Regions from separate parts of the Homo sapiens genome. Here region 1 is linked to region 2. A link is an interaction called in ENCODE POLR2A ChIA-PET data of the cell type or tissue named here. Cell type or tissue: OCI-LY7. All regions are shown on one strand. Links, peaks and the distances in the headings refer to the core of each region. The heading gives the core; the rest is flanking DNA.

What was found. Peaks named below come from ENCODE experiments on the same cell type or tissue, not always from the same donor. Only the 100,000 strongest peaks of a DNase experiment are listed, where the experiment ranks them.
Region 1: POLR2A ChIA-PET joins it to region 2 with 7 read pairs; 3 of 35 experiments call an interaction of 5 or more read pairs at or near these places.

The regions. Positions count from the first base shown.
Region 1 is chr4:146,053,797-146,063,768 of GRCh38, reverse strand. It overlaps LOC105377468 (a long non-coding RNA gene), which reads left to right and starts at 3,772. Exons shown (of 4, transcript NR_188432.1): 1 at 3,772-4,123; 2 at 4,503-4,705; 3 at 6,160-6,315; 4 at 7,569-9,367. RefSeq lists enhancers at 630-789, 3,646-3,865, 8,762-9,011, 8,349-9,548. In OCI-LY7, for the core only: no CTCF peak of the experiment used is centred there; DNase peaks (open chromatin) are centred at 3,678, 4,438 and 5,058; H3K4me3 peaks cover 2,500 bases; H3K27ac peaks cover 2,039 bases.
Region 2 is chr4:145,919,780-145,922,279 of GRCh38, reverse strand. All of the region lies in intron 1 of ZNF827 (zinc finger protein 827), which reads left to right. Among named protein-coding and RNA genes, the nearest start is that of ZNF827, 18 kb to the left of the region's middle. In OCI-LY7, for the core only: no CTCF peak of the experiment used is centred there; no DNase peak of the experiment used is centred there.

The DNA of each region.
Region 1 (9,972 bases), core at 3,668-6,167, 140 kb before region 2:
TGGGGAGCATGACCTCGGTGTGCACCCTATGGCAAATCCCAAAGGTACTACAGCTGGAGACTGAAGGCTGACTGAACTCATGGAAGATTTACTTTGGAAGGGGCATTTAGATAGCTCAGCTCCATGGCTGCTGCAACTCCACTGGTGGGGAGGATTAAATAGGTAGTGATGGTGGGGGACAGAGTTGAGAGGGAAGGAGACTCAGTGGATGGAGATCAAAGAGAGACTTTGGGGGGAGAGTATAGCAATGTCCAGCAAGAATGTGGTTAGACTCTACTCCAAGTGTTGCACAGTGAAAGCCTTCCCCTCCATCTCCCCACTGAGTCCCCTGTTGTTCCAATATTGCTCTGTCAGGAGGTTAACAGAAAGATCAGTTCTGCTTCAGACTTAAAGGAGGAAAACCTTACAGTTTCACATGAGAATAACTTTGACCCCATTTTACAGTTTAAAAAAACCACAAAAGTACCAAACCCTTAAAATCATGTCTTTAAATAAAACAGTATTCTAGTCTTTTCCATGTCTGACTCATCCTTCACCCAGCTACCAAATATATCTTCCTAAAATATTTCTCTGCACACATGTCTCTTGAATAACCTGTTAACAGGGCTCAAAGCCCCCATCTAACTCTCCAAACTTTTCTACTATTCTTCAATACAACCGTCTGCTCCCAGTCTTCTTTTTAGAAACACAATCACATGTTTCCTCTGCCCTGCCTTTGCTTACAGCATCAGTCTTTCACCCAAGGACCACTACCCAGAGCCAGCCAATAGACATGGTATGTTTGGCTCATATAGTGTTTTGATTTTTACAAATTCTTGTCAACATTTAAACATCACCAATTTCACAACAAAATTTAGATTTCTCACTTTTCCTGAAAAATTGGAAGTCCTGGTAAGACTGGGCCCTCCCCTGGCAGCATTCATTGTTGGGCGCAGGAGCCCTGTGCAAATGGAACACGTGCTCCCCACAACCACCCCAGCCTGACTCATGTGATGCATGGCTCTAGTAAGCTTTTAAATTTTTTTTCTTTTTTCTTTCTTTGGAGACAGGGTCTCACTCTGTTTCCCAGGCTGGAGTGCAGTGGCACGATTATAGCTCACTAGAGCCTCAAACTCCTGGGCTCAAGCAATCATCCTTCTCAGCCTTCTAAGTAGCTGGGACTATAAGCATGAGCCACCCTGCCCTGCAGCACTAGTAAGCTTTTGAGTTTGCAACCCCAGCTCTCATTGTCTCCCTGCCTAGAATACACTTCCCGTTTCTCTCCTCTCCCTTCCAAGGCCACCTCCTTTTCTAATCTGGTTCCCTACTCCTCCATTACTGTTCCTCCCTCTGAATGCACTCATTATTTACATGGCTCCTCTTGCACTTGAGGCTCCTCAGGATTCCATTTGTCTTTGTGTCCTGATTTCTCAAATTCTTTGAGGATGGACCCAGTGTCAAGCACTTAATGCCCCACACTTAGTAGGGGAACAATAAAGGTGTGTTGTAGTGCTGCCTTTGACACACATGTACATTGTGCTTTTAGAAGTTGCTATAAATGCAACCTGAAACAGCATGAGCAGAAAAGGAGGGCTTCTTGGCTCGTGAGCTAGATATGCAAGGAAGTAGCTGGGGACAACCAGAACCAGAAACCTGAATGCTGTCAGTTCTAGATTTCTCTCCCACTCTCAAGTTCGTTCTTTATTTCTTCCCCAGATTTCTGTGCCTGAGTCATTGTTGCCTACTATCTACTGCAGACAGGATTTTTCACACAGAAGACATACCTGCTGACAGCTCTGGGGTTGCTTTCACAAAGCTCCATTCCTCTATTCAATTCAAAAACTTTCAAGACAGGACTCAGACTGGCTTGATGGAATCATATGCCAACCCCTATGTATAGGAGATGGGATGCTACCACAGTTAAACACAAATGCAAAAGGAGCAAATCTGTAAAACAAAGGGGATATACTTCCTAGAAGAAAGGAGAGGCTGGGCACGTTGCCTCACATCTGTAATCCCACCACTTTGGGAGGCTGAAGAGGACTGATTGCTTGAGCCTAGGCGTTTGAGACCTGCCTGGGCAACATAGGATGATCCTGTTTCTACCAAAATAAATAAATAAATAAATAAATAAATAAATAAATAAATAAATAAATTATCTGGGTGTGGTAGTGCACACCTGTGGTCCCACATACCCAGAAAGCTGAGGGAGAAGGATCACTTAAGTCTAGGAGGTCAAGGCTGCAGTGAGCTATAATGATGCCACTGAGCCCCAGCCTAGGTGACAGAGTTAGACCGTGTCTCAAAAAAAGAAGAAAGAAAGAAAGAAGGAAAGAAGAAAGAAAGAAAGAAAGAAAGAAAGAAAGAAAGAAAGAAAGAAAGAAAGAAAGAAAGAAAGAAAGAAAGAAAGAAAGGAAAGAAAGAAAAAGAAAGGAAGAAAGAGAAAGAAAGAGAGAAAAAGAAAGAAAGAAACAAAGGAGAGAGAAAGAGAAAGAAGAAAAGAAAAGCCAAGAAAGGAAGGAAGAAGGAGGAAGGAAGGAAAGAGAAAAGGAAAGAGAAATATAGGTAGAACACGTTAGAAGATGTTCACAGGGTTAGAACAAATTGAAAATAATTTTTTTGTTTTTTCTGTATGAGCAATTTATACCACTTACATATCAGTTAAATTAAGTATGATTCATGACTTTCTTTTTTATTGTAGTTTGGAGAACTATTCTTTCTATTTATTTCTGATTTTATTTTAATTTTAGCAAAGAAATTCATGTACTTAGTTTACAAAAGTCAATCATTATAAGTCTTTAATTTAAAAGAGAAAAAAGCATCCCCTCTCTATCCTGATTTCTGCTCCCAGAGGAAACATTTTCAAATCTTTCAGCCATCACTTCTATATTTACCTTCATATTCTTAAATAACATTATTACATTGCTATGCCTCTATCTTTAAGCTTTTAGACATAATGTATTAGCTTTCTAATCTGGAAGTTGAGTCTCCAGCTTTCTTTCTACTCCATCCCCCTTGCACACTATACAGATGGTTCCCAACTTATGATGGTTTGACTTTAAATTGTTCTGCTTTATGATGGTGTGAAAGCAATACACATTTCAGTAGAAACCACACTTCGAGTACCTATATGATCATTCTGTTTTTCACATTCAGTACAGTATTCAATAGATTACATGAGAAATTCACCACTTTATTATAAAATAAGCTTTGTGTTAGGTAATTTTCCCAACTGTAGGCTAATGTAGGTGTTCTGAGCACATTTAAGGCAGGTCAGGCTACAATAAGCTATGACGCCTGGTAGGTTAGTGTATTAAATGCATTTTTGACTTACAATATTTTCTGCTTAACGATGGTTTTATTGGGACGTAACCCTATCATAAATCAAGGAGCATCTGTACTCCTTACATGGTCCCAATAGGGTTACTACACAATTTTGGTTGAAGTCATTCTTATGACCATGAAAATATTGTTAACAGTTGGGGCATGTGATCATGTTTTATCTTTTCTTGTCTAATTGTTTTGTTTCCTACAGAAAACCACCCCACTGCTTTTCTATGTGACTCTCATGTATCAGCTCCAAGCTCTACAAAACTGTATCGGTCTCCTTCACATGAACAAATGCATCAGGCAATCTCTCAGTGTCATTCTTTACCCTTGACTACCTTCCTCCTGCACCTGCTGTCCTCTTGCTAGGTTGGATGCACAGCTATGGCCCCAGGACTTCCTGTCACCATCACCCTGGGAATTCCCCTTGCCTCTCTTCCGTGTTGGATGCCCTGTTTCCTCTTTCTTGGGTTATTATGTCATGTTGGTGGAGCACATCCTCCAGGAGCTTCCGGAAAAAGAAATTGAAGGGAAATTTGTGGAGACCTTGCATGCTGTAAAATGCAATTTCTACCTTCAAACTTGATTGATAATCTAGATATGAAGAGAATTATAGATTAGAAATATTTTCCAGCAAATTTTTAAATTTTTAAAGGCACTGCTCTTTTGTTTCGTTACTTGAAGTATAAGAATATACCTCAGGAAGTGAAGGAATGGGCTGCTGAGGGAAGAGCACTCCAGATCATGGATGTCCAGTGCAAAGAGCCTGGGGTGGGGCAGAAGCAAGCCTGGCATTGTGGAAGAACAGATGGTCTGGGTAAGCTGGACCAGGGTTTGTGAGGGGGAGAGAGGTGAGATGTGGATTGCAAGAAGTAGTCTGTGGCCGATTATATCAGGCTTTGGAGGTTTTTTATAAGGATCTGGCTTTTATCCTAAATAAGCTAGGGAGCCAATGAAGGGTTTTGAGCAGAGAAGTGTCATGATCTAAATCATATGTTTAAAGCATCAGACTGGCTGCTGTGTTGAGAATAAACTGGTGGGCTAAGGCAGCAGGAGGGAGACCAGCTAGGAGGTGATTGCAGGAAGTCAAGCAAGTGATAATGGGCTTGTACCCAGCTAGTGGGGTTCCAGTTAGTGATGTTGAAAGTGTTGAAAAGTGTTCCGTTTCTGCTTTTTTTTAAATGTGAAACCAACAGGACATGCCAGTGATTATAAAGCATATGATGATGATATAGGATAAAGGAAGAGAGGAGTTAATTAAATATGACACTGATGTTTTTATCCTGAACAAATGGAAGGAAGGAATTGCTGAAATAGAGACGTCTCTGAAGAGCAGAAGCTGTTTTGAACATTGCAGTTTGAAATACCTATTAGACCTCTGCTTGGAGATCCCAAACAGGTAGTAGCTGGATATGGGAGTCTGGGGCTAAGAGGAGGGGTGTTGGCTAGATATATAAGCTTTGAAGTCATCAGCCTATAAATATTGACAAAACAAGTGAGGTGGCAGAGGAATTAGTGAACATAGAAAAAAAAGAGGTCTGAGGATTGAGATCAGAGGCATGCCCATATATTAAAGATTAAGGAACAGAGGAAGAATCCACAAAGGAGATTGAGAAGGAGTAGTCAGGGAGGTAGAAAGCAAGCCAAGAGACTGTCTCAAGTAGAAGGGAATGATCAACTGCTGACTGATTAAGTAAGATAAGGACTGAGACTTAGCAACATGGAGGTCATCAGTGATTTTTGACTAGCTCAACCTGTGAGAGTGAAAACATGACTGAAGTGAGTTCAAAGGGAAGTGGAGGAGTGGTCTTAGAGACAGTGAATGCAGTCAGTCCTTTAAATTTTGTCCTGAAGGGGAGTCGAGATATGATATAAGGAAAAGATTTTCATTTTTCCAATGGAAGATAATATAGCACATTTACTTGCTGGTGAGAATGATCCAAGAGAGGAGGAAAAAACTGATAAAAGACAGGGAAAGAAGGGACAAAGTACAATTACTAAAACTTTCAAGGAAGGGGAAGAAACTAAGACTATAAGTAGAGGGATTGTCTTAGCTCAGGGGATGGAACATGTGTGTACTGTAGCACGCAGGGTGCACTAACAGATGCAAGTGAATGTGGTGATGGGAATGAGGAGGGGCATTTTCAGGTTGCTTTAATTTTCTTAGTGAATTTGGAGGTAAGGGCATGAACTTGAAATGAGGGTGGAAAAGGAGATATTGTAGGAAAAGATACAAAATAGTCATTTAGGAGGGTGGGAGAGGAACTAAACAAGGAGAATGGGGCAGTAAATAGACTAGGAAGATGTAGTGGGATTGCTGAATAGCACAAAAGTCTCACCGGAGGTGAGTGATAACGAGTTTAAATCAGGACCGCCTGGTTTGGATGTGTATTTTCTCCTGCCATATTAAGCTGCAGGCATGTGCAAACATCATGTGTGGGGAATTGAATTAAGCCAGGACTGGGTCCTTTTCAAGAAAATACAATGAAAGGAGAGAAGGGCAAGAGAGTTGAAAGTGTATGCAAGGGAATTTATACTGATGGACTGTAGAATCTACACAGGGTAAGGACGCGAGGTGAGTGCGGGACAGTGAAAAGGTGGTGGCATCAGATTAACTAATTTTCAGTCCCAAAGGACCAGAAATATTTTAGGAATTGGGATGTTAGTGGGAATAAACTATTAGGTTGGTGCAAAAGTAATTTTCTTGTTTGTTTGGTTTTTTGTTTGTTTGTTTGTTTTGCCCTTACTTTTGCACCAACCTAACAGGAAAAATCAGTGGTTATGGTCAGAAAGTGGGAAGCTTGAAGTTGAGATTATCAAGTTAATATCAGTGCAGTCATTGGTAATGATAAGTTCTAGGATCTAAGCAATGGGAAGAAAGAAGTTGGCTGAAGAAATGATGGAAATTAATTATATAATTGAAGAAAAAGAAGTCAAGGCACTGAGAGCATGTTCAGTTGGCAGAAATTCCATGACAGCATCTACAAGGGCATATTGGAGAGAGTGAGGGTAAGCTTGGAGTTTTCGCTCGTTGAACTTGTTCTCGTGAGCCTATGAATCTGGAGAATCTTATCCTTCTGTTCTAGGGAAGTTTTAAAATCCTTTCTTTTATAATTTCTCCCCTCTGTTTTCTACATTTTGTCTTTCTTAAAGTCCTGTTAGTAAATGATGGTCTCCTAGTTCAATTACCTGATTTACTTGACTCTTCCATTTTTCCATCCCTTTGTCTTTTTACTTAGTTTCTTGAAGACTTACCTTCCAGCCCTTTTATTGAATCTGTTATTTCTGTTACCCTATTTTCATTTACCAAGAATGATTTCTTATGCTCTACATACTCCTTTTTTCATGTAACCACACATTCTTATTTTGCAGATGTAACATTTTATCTTTTTTTTGAGGTCAATAATATGTTTAAGTGTTCTTTTCACTGCACTTTTTGTTACTCCAAGTTGCCTTTATTCATTTATTTGTTTATTTTAATCTTTAATATTTTATGTTGGAGACTTTCCTCACATGTCTGGTGATACTTGATTGTTCACACTTAAGAGTGAGGCACTTAAAAAGCAAATGGGAAGCTTTGTGTGTATTTGCAGTGTTTGTCAATTGCTACTGTTTACTGGAGAGCAATCAGTCAGGCACCTGGTCATTTCACTGGGAGACTTAAAAATGTCAGTATATAAGTCTTTTCTCCAATCAGTTGGTTTTGTCAAAGGGGACTCTTCCAATTCCCTGCCTAGGGAATATAAATCTAGTTGCCAGTGCCCTAACTGCAAGTGAGGGAAAAAGGGTGGGAGTCTCACTAATTAGTATATGGCATGTAGACTTGACCTTGATCATCCTTTTTCAGCCTTACTCCTATCCTCTACAAAACATGGTATCATTGGGTCTGAAAATCCCTGGCTCTATTTCCCTAGAAATTAAACCAGTTGCCTGCTGGGCTGGTTGGTGTACAGAAGAGGAGAAGGATTCTGAGGGGTCATCTCCAATCCCATTTTTTTTCAGCCCCAGCCTGCATCCCTTTCTACAGAAGTAACAACAATTTCCAGTTTCTGAGCCTTTCCAGGGTTGTACAGTAGGTATTCATTTGCTTTTTGATATTTTCCACAGCAAAGCAAACTTTCTTGCTGCTCTGTTAACTTCGTTACCACTCACCCGTCTGCCTTCTGTCTTCCAACATTTTGTTGCTAGCTCTTGTCTGCTGTTGCCTCTTCTGTTCTCTTTATCCTTCCAGGTTTTATAAGATTGTTTTTATTCCTTTTCAGTCATTTCAGAGAGGCTTCAGGATGGAGTTGTGATAAACGCATGTGTTCAGTCTACAATGTTTAACAGGGAGTGCCTCTTGATTTTTTCATGTGAATTACTGAGGAGTAGGTAGTAGACTATCTTGATGCCCTTCCTCATGTCCCTTTGACTCTGAGTTGACCTGCAGCTGCAGTGAACACTTCCTAAGGATGCTGATGTCTTCCCCTATCAAGCACTTGCCTCATTCTGCTTCTCCGAGGATTTCCTCCAGTACACCAAGAGCTTGCCCGACACTCACAAGGTATCCTGGAACTGCTGGGGACTGAAAACCCCTCAACCCATGAAGAATGAGGATCAGTGGATTAATAGCAACTGTCCCATACCTTGGTGGGACTATTATAAGGCATTCTGGTTGGTTCCTCAGAGGTCCCAAATGGGATTGAACCAAAGTTGCCCACAGTAAAAACTCATTCACCAACTCAATTTTCATTTCACCCCTCTCAATTTGCACACTCACTCACTTGTTCTACCTGGGATACTCTCCAAGATAAACTCCTGTATCCAAAGCTTTGTCTCAAGGTCTCATTTGGGAGGAACTCAAACTAAGATAATAGGTACTGGAAGTGACTACAGAAAGTATATTATCAATGGTATGGAGGCAACAAAAACCCCATTAATGGTGGTGAGTAAGGTGGTGACAAACCCTGGCACTTTGAAGAATTTCATTACCCACAATTGACCCATGGTGTACTTGGATGAGGTAAAAATGAAAGGAGACGCTAACCTTATGCAATAGTGCTAACTCCTGAAAGATATAGGGCTGTGATAATCACAGGAATTGAAGAGTTGTCTTGTTCTTGTTAACTCCCCTAGAAGAATTGGGAAAAAAGAAAGATAGGTTTACAACATCCAACTACCCATTCAGAGCATAGCAATGAAAGCCAGAAGGTCTCCTTGGGAGAATCTGAAGAGACCCCCATTTCCTGCAACCAGAGGGCAGGCTGTTCTAAAAAAATGACATTCAGGGGTTCACTGCAAGAGGAATTGAACTACAGAGCAGACTGAAGACACAGTCCAGGCAGGCCTCTCATGCAAAAGTCAAAGCCCTAGAGGAAGGAAATGGTCCTTAAAAACTACTGGGATGCAGGCAGGCATCTGGATAGATGTGCTAGATAACCTTGAACCCCTAGATTCCCTGAACAACCCAGGCTAGCAGGAGTATCCTGCACCCTGTTACTTGAACAGAACAGCTTCCCTTTGCCTAGAGACTCTACACAGTCCTCCTCTGAAGCAGACACCTCCAAGATTACTTCAAGGTCTGCTACTTCCTGCCCTCATTGCCTCTATTCCAAAAACTGGAAACAAGTCTCAGCATGCCCTGAGCAGGGTAGCACATTTCTTGCTGTGAGAGATATGACAGATTGTATTTTCTAAAGAAGGCTGCAACCATGTCTCTCATCCCAAATGCTCTTCTACAATGCAATCTTGTCACTCCTCTACCAAGAGATGAAACCTAATTTCAATGCCCTTGAATCTAAGCTGGACTTTACTTGCTTTGACCTGTAATGTACAGAAGTGACACTGTGTGATTCTTACAGCTGAGTCATAAAAGGTGATGCAGCTTCTGCCTTGTTCCTGGGGACATATGCCTCTGTGAGATTGAGCTACTAAATAACAAGACCACCTACCTTGAGGCTGCCATGCTGGAAGAAAGCAAAGCCACATGAAGAGCAAGTAAGCTGGTTGCTTTAGCAAGATCCTTCATATTGATAGTGAATGTGCACTTCTGTCTTTCTCTTGTGAATGCAAACCACTTTTTCAATAGTCTCACGTTAAGTGCCAAAGATTGTTGTTTTTGTTGAATGCATTCTCTTTATCATTCACTACCTGGCCCTAGGAATTTGTTCAATGATCCTCATTTCTGTTACAATATAGTCTTCAGTGACCTTGATCATCTTCACATTCTATAGAACATCATCCTGGCCCATTATATTAATGACAGAATAATAATTGAACTTGGTTTTTAGGAAGGAGCAAGTATACTGGTTTTAAATACTTCATGCTGAAGGAATGAGAGATAAGCCCTACAAAGTTTTGGAAGTCTGCCACATCAGGGAATATTTTAGGGGCCCAAAGATCCAGGGGTATGTTGAGACACCCTACTCAAAAGAATACTTTACATTTCCTACCACTAAGACAGAGGCACAGCACTTGGTGAGCTGCTTTGAATTCCTGAGGCAAAAAAATAACAATAATAAATACTACCCATGAGAATAATGCTCTGATCTATTGTATCAGAAGACTATTGACTTTGCGGGGGTCTGAGAGAGTATCTGAATAGCCTTTTAAAGACTTAAAAAGGCATTGGCTTAGGAATTGCACCTTGCATGGCTAGGTCATTGTCCTCGAGGATACAGCATATTT
Region 2 (2,500 bases), core at 1-2,500:
CAGAGACACATAGGGGTCCACACACCACACTTTGAGAACCACTACTCTAAGTTGTCTACATAGTAATGGAAATGCCACATCTTGGTGCATGTGCGTCTTCAGCTTTACTAGGTAATGCTATAATGTAGCACTTTGAATATTTTCACCAAAGACCCCAAAAGGCAAAGAATCCTGAAGATGGGGAATCCTAAACTCACAACGGTTCTCACAGCTTCTGTGAGATTTCCTTGATGTATCTTTGAATTATCTTACAATGTGCATTATACTGTATATCTGTTGGTTTAGACTAAAAGTAATGTTTTCAATAACTCATCAGTCAAATTACCTTTGTTTCTTGTAAATATGTATGTATCAGTTTTGGTCTGTGAAGATGCTCCATATTTATCCTGGTACCTGTTATGATTTCCTGGAACCCCTGTTGGAGGAGAACTCCAGTGAGTGCCTTGGTCCAGCATGATTTATCTTGGAGACTGCATGGTAGCAAAGAAGAGATGACTAAGATTTCCAGTCTTGGGGAATTAGGAGTATTTCTGGTCTTCGTGTCTTCTTTTTCTGGGTTGCTGTCCTCATTGTCCATGAACCCACTCATCTGAGACAGAAACCTGAGTGTAATCCAAATGCCACCCCCTTCCTTTTCCTCCCCTCATTGAATTTCTTCCCCACCCAGTTTTGTTGGTTCTGCTTCCCAAATATCTCTAGAATAAATCATGCCCACCCCCTGCCACTGCTTTGGTTTACACTCATATTTTTTCTCAAAGAGAATTGAAATGGTTGCCAGCTGACCTCTTTTTTTTTTTTTTTTTTTTTTTGCCTGAGTCTCACCTCTCCCCTCCCCAACCCCTGCCTCTGTAATCCAGTCTCCACACTGCCACCATGGCAGACTTTCTAAAACACTCATGTAATCCAGATAATCCTATTTAAGATCTTTTAGGCATTTTCTAAAAGGATAAAGTCTGGACTTCTAGACTTTGCCAAGAAGCAAATCTAGAAGATGCTTTGTCATCTAAGCCCCTTTCCTCTGCCATGTTGTATACTCCTTGTTTTATTCGTACTGAACTATCTGTTCTGCAAATCATACTTATACCTCCTTTTCTTGGCGTATTCTTTTCTCTGTTTCTGAAATATCTTCAACTCATTTATGTGCCTGATAACCTCCTACTTAGCCTGCAACACTCAGTTCTCTGAGAAGCCTTTCCTGCTTCCCCTCCTGCATTGTCCCACATGCTGGGTAGAATTAGGCGTCTCCTCCCCTGGTTCCCATAGCTCTATCATAATAACTTTGTGTGCATAGTATACTTCCTTACTAGTCGATGTTCTTATTGACTGTGAGCTTTTAAAGGGCATGGACTTTCTTATTCATTTTTGTACATTCTTGCACATAACAGTAACTGATTATAGTAGGTGGTCAATAAATAGTGCTGAATAAATGAATGAAGGGAGAAGTAAAGAGCTGGTCACAGAATCCAAGAAATAGGAGATGTTCTATTAATATTGTTGAATGAAGAAATGAATGAAATTAAGAAGGGGGGAATCCCATAGGTGTTTCATAAACACTGCTGAATGAATAAACAAAGAAGTTAAGACTGGGTCACAGAACCAAAGGGTTTTAGAGGTGGAAAGGACTTTAGAGACCATCTCCTGCTGTCTTCCTCTTTCAAAAATGAGAAAACGATTTGCCTAAATTGTCCCGGGCTGGGTATAGGAGGCGATGAACAGTACCCTGGACATTCGCGTGAATGTAGCCTGGAGATGACTGGAGGGAGTCACATGCTTCTCCTCCCTTCCTGAGGAGACTTGCCCAGAAGAGCAGAGGCCGTGGCGTATGCTGCAGGGGATACCACCGTCTAAGTGCAAGAGAGAACTTTTGTGGTTGGAAGTCTGTGGCACATTCCAGACTGTGGAGTCTCCCCTCAGCTATTGGCTGTTGCTCTCTTTCTGTCCTCAAACTGTGCCAAGACCGTCAGATTTTCCTGATGACTGGGCATATTCTGCATCTGGATTCCATGGTCATAACAACCAGAAGTTTCCTGTCTTCTTTGGTTGGGGTGATTATGATATAGAGCTGGGTAACAATATCAACAGTTCTGAGGTAAGCCGTCCTCTTTAAAACATAATGTTTTCTCATTTGAGATTTCTAGGTGCCTGGGAAAAAGGGAAAGCTATTATTCACTAAGCGTCAACTCTGTGCCAGGTGCTTTACTTATGTAATGCTAATTTACCTTTACATAGCCCTGTACAATTGCAGATATTAGTATCTTATACTCTAAACAGGAGAAGGTGCTTGTAGACTTCAGGTGGGCCTAGTGTATAGCAGGATAAGATTCGAGTGGGAGTGTCTGGTTCCAAAGCTTGTGCCCTTTCTATTTTGCCATGCTGTTTCATGCTGTATAAATAGATTTTCTGCTATACAAAACTTATTGTGGCCCTATTTCACCAATATTAGTGAATTGTTGGAGTTGATTATATTTATTTACTTAAAAGGAGGAGAATCTACAGGTTT